3 separate regions of the Homo sapiens genome follow, and all the other regions are linked to region 3. Evidence: chromatin loops called from intact Hi-C (ENCODE). Cell type or tissue: PC-3. All regions are shown on one strand. Region 1 has its middle 71 kb from the start of LINC01309. Region 2 has its middle 100 kb from the start of LINC01309. Region 3 has its middle 130 kb from the start of SLC10A2.

Region 1 (2,500 bases), 160 kb before region 3:
ACAGTTGGAACCAACTTAATCTTACTGTTTAAAGATGCTTCAAATATACACACCTCTCTTTGACTTCCTTAAGTATAGAAATGGGTGACAACAGTAAATGCAACAAACACTTTCTACATATACCCAAACCAGGGACTTACTGTGAACATGTAGAACCAATATCAGAGGTTAAGTAGTGGAGCAGAAACATACGGATATAAAGGAGGAAGTCCTGGAAAGCTTTCAGACATAATGAGGAGAGCAAGTTCAAAGGCCTCAAGATGAGACTAAGCTTTGGAATGAAAAGGAGGCCAGGGTGGCATCACGGCATGAGTGCAGGGGTGGGATGAGGCAAGGACAGCAGGCAGCTGTGTTAGCTTCCTTGGGCTGCCATTATGAATTAATACAAACTGCAAGGCCTAAAACAACAGACATTTTTTAGCTCACAGTTTAGGAGGCGTTAGTAGAGTTGGTTCCTTCCAGAGGCTCTGAGGGAGAGTCTGGTCTCTATACCTCTCTTGTAGCTGCTGGTGGTTGGCAACATTTTTTGGTGTTTCTTATTTTGTAGCAGCATCACTCTGACCTCTGCCTCCATCTTCACATGGCTTTCTTCCCTGTGTATCTTCTCAGTATCTTTGTGTCTTTTCTCTTCTTAAGGACACCCATCACATTGGATTTAGGGCTAATGCTAATCCAGTATGACCTCATCACAACGAATGACATCTTAAAGGACTCTATTTCCAAATAGGGTCATGTTCTGAGTTTCCAGGTAGACCTAATTTTTTATTTTTTTAATTTTTTTTGAGACGGAGTCTCGCTGTGTCGCCCCGGCTGGAGTGCAGTGGCACAATCTTGTCTCACTGCAAGCCCCACCTCCCAGGTTCACGCCATTCTCCTGCCTCAGCCTCAGGAGTAGCTGGGACTACAGGTGCCTGCCACCACGCCCAGCTAATTTTTTGTATTTTTAGTAGAGACGGGGTTTCACCATGTTAGCCAGGATGATCTCCATCTCCTGACCTCGTGATCCGCCCGCCTCGGCCTCCCAAAGTGCTGGGATTACAGGCGTGAGCCACCACCCCCGGCCAGTAGACATAAATTTTTGGGGGGATACTCTTGAACCCAATTGCCAGATCATTTAGGGCCTTGCAGTCTATGACCTGGACCTTGGACCTTTTTTTCTAAATACAATGTTAATTCTTCAGAAGGTTTTTAGCAAAGGAAAAGGCTTAACCTCATTTGTACTTTTGTAAGATCTTTCTGACTACTATGTGAAACATGAGTTATAGTGAGAAAAGAAAAGTATAGAAGTCAGTTAACTACTGCAGTAATCAAGGTGAGAAATGAGAGAGGCTTGCGTTAGTGTGTTGGCATTTATAGTCAGAGGACATGGACATTTTGAGGAATTATCTGAAAGATATAAATAACATGTGTGGTTGATGGATTTGAGGTAGGAGTAAGGAAAAGGGAGGGAGCCTAGACTTCTCCTTTGAGTCACTGGGTGGTGGCTGGTACCATTTACTACAACAGGGAAGATTGCCAGCTGGGGTAGGGATGGATACGAATCAGAAGTTCAATTTTGGACATATTACATTTGAGCTGCATATTAGAATTTCAAGTGGAGATAACATAAGACAGCTGGACCCCAGAGAGGTCAGGATTTGAAAGATAAATTAGACAGTCATCAGCATGTTGATGGTAATTAAAGCCATACCAGATGAGGTCATCAAGAGTTGGAGCGTAGAGAAGGAGTGCCTGAAATGCATTATAGGACTCTCTTGTGTTTAGACATCAGTTAGAGAAAGAGAAAGAGCCAGTAAGAGAAACTTATACAGAGGAGCCACCAAAACATGAGGAAGTCCAGGAAAGCATGGTGTCGCAAACCCTACCGCGTGCATTGTAATGCAGAAATCACATGTGGTAGATTATTTGTTTAAAGTATTCACTGTATTTTCTAACATTTCCCACCCCAGGGACTATCCCTATGGGATGAATATAAGTCATATAATACTTACTAAGGTTTGGCCATGTGACCAGCTGTGGCCAATGGAATGTGAACAGAAGTGACGTGTTTTACTGTAAGAAGCTTTAAGAGCCACTGTATTGTCCGGTCTTTGCTCTATTCCTCCAGCATCAACCCAAAATAAATATGACATGAAGAGTATATGTATATCAACAATTAATATGAGTGAGAATAAACTTTTGTTGCCATAAAGCACTGAGGTTTGGCAACTGTCCATTAGCCACAGGATAACCTAGAAAAAAATGGATGAAACCATCACATCTTATGTAGCATGATCATAAAATGAGACGTTCTTCACAGGTCTGGAGCTGGTGGTAGTCCTGGAATAACAGGAGCTTTTGCATCACACTTATCTAAGATCAGACACCAAATTTGTCACTTGCTACCTATATGCTCTTCACCAAATTGGCCTCCCTGAGCCTCAATCTTCCCATCTGGACTAAAGGATACCTATCGTACAGGGCTGTGGTAAGGATTAAATGTGACATATTTGCAGAGCAC
Region 2 (2,500 bases), 130 kb before region 3:
AAAACTCTTCCCTTACAATTGCATTAAAAACATGTAGGAGTAAATTAACAAAAGTGGTACATGACTTATATACTTAAAATTAAATAAATAGAAAGACATCCCATGTCCATAGATTGGAAAACTTAATAACAGTCCTCAAAATTACTTGCAGATTTAATGTAATTCCTATATAAATAATGGCTGGGTGTTACTGGGGATTTTTTGGTTTCAGTTGACTAGCTGGTTCTAATATTTATATTAAAAGTCTATGGACCCCAAACTGCCAGAAACAATCTTAAAAAAGAAGTATAACGTGGGGGATACACACTCCTTGATTTTGAAACTTAACACAAAATTATAGCAATAAAGACTGTGTGGTACTGTCACAAGAATGAATGCAATAGACTTTAGAGTCCAGAAATAAATCCTGACATTTATTGTCAATTAATTTTTATAAGGATGCAAAGACAATTGGAAAAGAATCACCACCTTTTCAATAAATTGTGCTCAAACAACCAGACAGCCAAAGGTAAAAGAGAGAAATCGGACCTTTACCTCACAGGATATACAAAAATTAACTTAAAATATATCAAAGATCTACATGCAAGAGCTAAAACTATAAAACTCTTGGAAGAAAACGTGGAGGTAAACCTTTATGACCTCACACTTGGCAATGATTTATCAGATATGATGCCAAAACCACAAAAAAACGAGAGAAAAAAGATAAATTACACTTAATCGAAATTAAAAAAGAAAAACTTTTGTTCATCAAGTGACGTTACCACAGAATGGGAGAAAATATTTGCAAATCATATGACTTTTAAAGGTCTAATATCCAGAATATATAGAGAACTCCTACATGTCAACAACAAAAAGACAAATAATTTTAAAAGGGGAAAGGATTTGAATAATTATTCAAATATACAAATGACCAATAAGCATCTAAAAAGACGCTCAGTATTATTAGTCATCATGAAAACGCAAATAGAATTCAAAATTTGATGCCATTTCACAAGCAAAAGATGGCTACAATTAAAAATGGATAACAACGAGTGTGGGCAAGAATGTGGGGAGTTAGAATATACATGGATTGTTGATAAAATGGTACAGAAACTTTGGAAAACAGTTTGGTAGTACTTCAAAAAGTTAAACATGTTATCAAAATGACCTAGCAATGCTACTCCTGTATATAAGCTCAAGAACATTGAAAACACACCTCTAAGCAAAACTTATTCGTAAACATTTATACCAGCATCATTCATACTAGCCAAAAAGTGAAAACAATGTAAATGTCCATAAATGGACAAACAGATAAGCAACAGTGGTATATTTACACAATGGAATATTACTTATCGGTGAAAAAGAATGAAGAACCGACATATGCTACACTTAGAGGAACCCTGAAAACATTGTTCTAAGCGAAAGAAGCCAGGCACACATGGCAACACTTGTACGATCCCACTTATATGGCAAACCTAGAATAGGCAAGTATAGAGAAACAAACTACATTAGTGGTTTCCAGGGTCTGGAAGGAGAGAACAGGAGTGATTGCTAATGGTACAGGGTTTCTTTTTTTTTTTTTTTTCTTTTGTTTTGAGCTACTACTTTTATTTTTTAATTGACAAATTATAATTGTACATATTCATGGACTATATAGTGATATTTCAATAAATATAATGTATAGTGATCAGATCAGGGTAATTAGGATAACCATCATCTCAAACACTTATTATTTCTTTATATTGGGAATATTCAATATCCTCCTCCCAGCTATTTGAAGCTCTCTATTATTGTCAAGTATGGTTATCCTACAGTGATATAGAACACTAGAAGTTATATAATCCCAGCACTTTGGGAGGCCGAGGCGGGTGGATTGCTTGAGGTCAGGAGTTCAAAACCAGCCTGACCAAAAAGGTGAAACCCCATCTCTACTAAAAAAAATACAAAGATTAGCTGGGCGTGGTATCGGGTACCCGTAATCCTAGCTACTCCAGAGGCTGAGGCAGGAGAATCACTTGAACCTGGGAGACGGAGGTTGCAGTGAGCCGAGATCACACCAATGCACTCCATCCTGGGCGACAGAGTGAGACTCCGTCTCAGAAAAACAAACACAAAACACTTTTGCATCCTTTAACAAATCTTTCCCTGTCCCTCCTGTCCCTCCCCAACTTCCCAGCCTACAGTATTCTCTGTTTGACTTTTTACTTCAACGAGGTCAACTTTTTTTTAGCTTCTACATATGAGTGAGAATGTAACGTCCTCTATTTCCATCCATGTTTCCAGAAATAAAATGATTTTATTCTTTTTAAGGCTTATGGCATTACATTGTGTATATTTACCACATTTTCTGTACCCATTCATCTATTATTGGACAGCTTGATATAGTTGATTCTATATCTTGGTTATTATGAATAGTGCTGCAAGAAACATGGGGGCACAGATGTCTCCTAGATACACTGATTTTCTTTCCTTTGAATAAATGTCCAGTAGTGGGATTGTTGAGTCATATGCTAGCTCTATT
Region 3 (2,500 bases):
CAGACACTGAGATAAAATATGAAAAATCCCACGTTCTGCTTCTTTGTCCATAATACCTGGTGCTGGATCTATGTGGCATTTCCAGGGACAAAACTCAATCCACCCCAATCTTACTGAGGTTACAAATGTTAGCAGAATTCAAATTTAAAGAAGTCTGACTACAGTATAGCAGTGACTGGAGCTGCTTACAGACTGGAGAAGCTGGAGAGCCTGCAGCAGGATGTGGGGAGTTTGTCCCAAAGAAGAGAACAAGGAGCATGGTGGGGGAGAAGAATTAAAACAGTAACTTCCACATGAGGCTTATGAGAAAGCATATATTTTAAAACTCCAGGGAACTCCCCGAACCTCAGATAAGAACAAACAATCTGCCAATATGTTGTTTCAAAGGCAGAGGATTAAAAAAGAACTGCTAAGTCTAGATTGAGAGGGAAATGTTGCCTCTAGATGCCAAAAATAATTGTAACACAATATGGGATAAACATTAGGAAGCTCCCAGAAGCAATTTTACATATGCACGGTGGTCATTTCATATCATGTAGATAGAATGACAAAAAACTGCTGCAAGAAATGCGAATATAAAGTATCTAGACCAAGAGATTTTAGTATTTTCAGATGTTGATGGTTACACGTGATTTTTTTCCAAAATGGCTTTAACTACATGAAAATTGTCTTTCAGCTGAGGTCAAACAAAATAAAGACAAAAGTAATCTGTTTTATGAAATCTTACAACAAAGACATAGCTACTTGTCTTCCAGCTTGGAATCTGAATGCGCTATTTGTTAATGGAAAATCCATTATGGCATTTGGGGATAATGCATTTTGTTAAAACAAATGAGAACCCTTCCCATCTCACTGATATCACTCTCTCAAAGTTAGTCTAGACATTTTACAAATATCAACAGAGGCACATCGTAAGCTGACATGTCATTAAGTCATAGAGAGAAGGAAGACAAACAAATATTTGTCATCACTGTGTGTCAGCCACTGACTAAGTGTTCTGTCTCTTTTCTTATTAAATTGAGTCAACTACACTGTCAGATACAATCCTAGGTGCAAACAGAGGAAGAGGAAGAAAAAAAGAAACTCAGAACTAAATCTAAATAATTATACTTGCACCAAATAATAAAGCCATAGAGTGTGGATCCAAACCTGATTGTCTGAGACACTCACTCACTGGTTTAGATGATGGGAGGAATCCAATTGGGTTATTTTGTAGAATTTTTTTTAAAGTGATACTACCTTATGATTAAACCAAGATTATATTCTAAGACATTTTTTACTATACTTGTTCAAAAATATTTTTCAGCACCTACTATATGCTGGATATTGTTCTAAGTTCTCGGAAAACATCAACAAACTAAACAGAAAAAAAAAGAAAAAAGAATGTTGAGTCCTTCTAGATTCATATCTTATAAGAGAAAGCATTTTGCTCATCTTGTATTAAAGTTTTTTGAACCTCCCTATGGAAAGAAATTAGAGCTAGGAATATTATGGTTAAATTAGAAAACATAGTATCACCACACTTAGTAATACTGTTGCCCCAGCAAAACAGACCATTTTTTACGTGACTTTAGCTTGTGTGTATGTGTGTGTGTGTGTGTGTGTGTGCGCGCACTGCAGTTCTGCTGCCACATTCTAATGGAACATGCAAGAGGGTCCATGGCAGTCCTACGGGATGCATTCCAGCCCCAAATCCACCACTTAGCAGTCCTAGGCAAATCATTTTAGCTCTCTAGACCCTAGTTTCCTCCAGCTGCAAAATGAGATACTAATACCTCCTCCACAGGGTGGGTGAGGGAACTAAATGAGTTCACATAGGGAAAGCACTTGGCATAGTACAATACCCTTGTAAGTTTAATCAATACTGTCAGGATGTAAACAAGGACATGAGTTACTGCTACTGTCCATTTAGTCATCTTTTAAAAAGTCAATATTTGTGCAATACTGTTAACGTTTAATACTGATGTTACACAGAAGTCCAGTTAACTCCACAGGTCATGCTGGAAGATGGAAACAGAAGTAGAACTATATGATACATACCCATGAAAGCAAAAGAAAATAACATGCATGCTTCACATCTCTAATGTCTAATGTTCGTAATTACCTTGTTTGGCCTGCATTTCACAGAACAGGAAACAGAGTGATTGATAACTATAGCTGAAGTCACACAGCTCTTCAGCATGTAAATGTGACTCTCAATCCCTATCTTTTTGACACTGATACTTAGAAGCTTCCAGCAATGCCGTGCTTCTCTCCTATATAGCTAATAGTTTTGTAGTATCCTCCTATACTCACATTTGAAAATTGTTTCCCTTCTATTCTGAAACTTCTCAATGCCCCAATCTAAAAGTTTTAAGCCAATCTGTGAAAATTGTTTCTGTCTGCAGCAGACCTAAGGGTCCCCAAATCCTCACTCCACTTGGGGCATGTATAATACCATCTCTGGGGCTGACGCAAGTTCAGGATAAGTAGTGCTATCTTTGTTCTCTAAACAATTTTA

Evidence for each region. A loop is a pair of places that touch in the nucleus more often than their neighbours do. Peaks named below come from ENCODE experiments on the same cell type or tissue, not always from the same donor. Only the 100,000 strongest peaks of a DNase experiment are listed, where the experiment ranks them.
Region 1: a loop joins it to region 3, with 3 times the contacts of the local background. A loop is called at or near these places in 4 of 110 quality-filtered maps.
Region 2: a loop joins it to region 3, with 4 times the contacts of the local background. A loop is called at or near these places in 4 of 110 quality-filtered maps.

What each region holds. Positions count from the first base shown.
Region 1 is chr13:103,353,449-103,355,948 of GRCh38, reverse strand. No RefSeq gene overlaps it. Among named protein-coding and RNA genes, the nearest start is that of LINC01309, 71 kb to the left of the region's middle. In PC-3, no CTCF peak of the experiment used is centred here; no DNase peak of the experiment used is centred here.
Region 2 is chr13:103,321,285-103,323,784 of GRCh38, reverse strand. No RefSeq gene overlaps it. Among named protein-coding and RNA genes, the nearest start is that of LINC01309, 100 kb to the left of the region's middle. In PC-3, no CTCF peak of the experiment used is centred here; no DNase peak of the experiment used is centred here.
Region 3 is chr13:103,194,442-103,196,941 of GRCh38, reverse strand. No RefSeq gene overlaps it. Among named protein-coding and RNA genes, the nearest start is that of SLC10A2, 130 kb to the right of the region's middle. In PC-3, no CTCF peak of the experiment used is centred here; a DNase peak (open chromatin) is centred at 961; H3K27ac peaks cover 1,821 bases.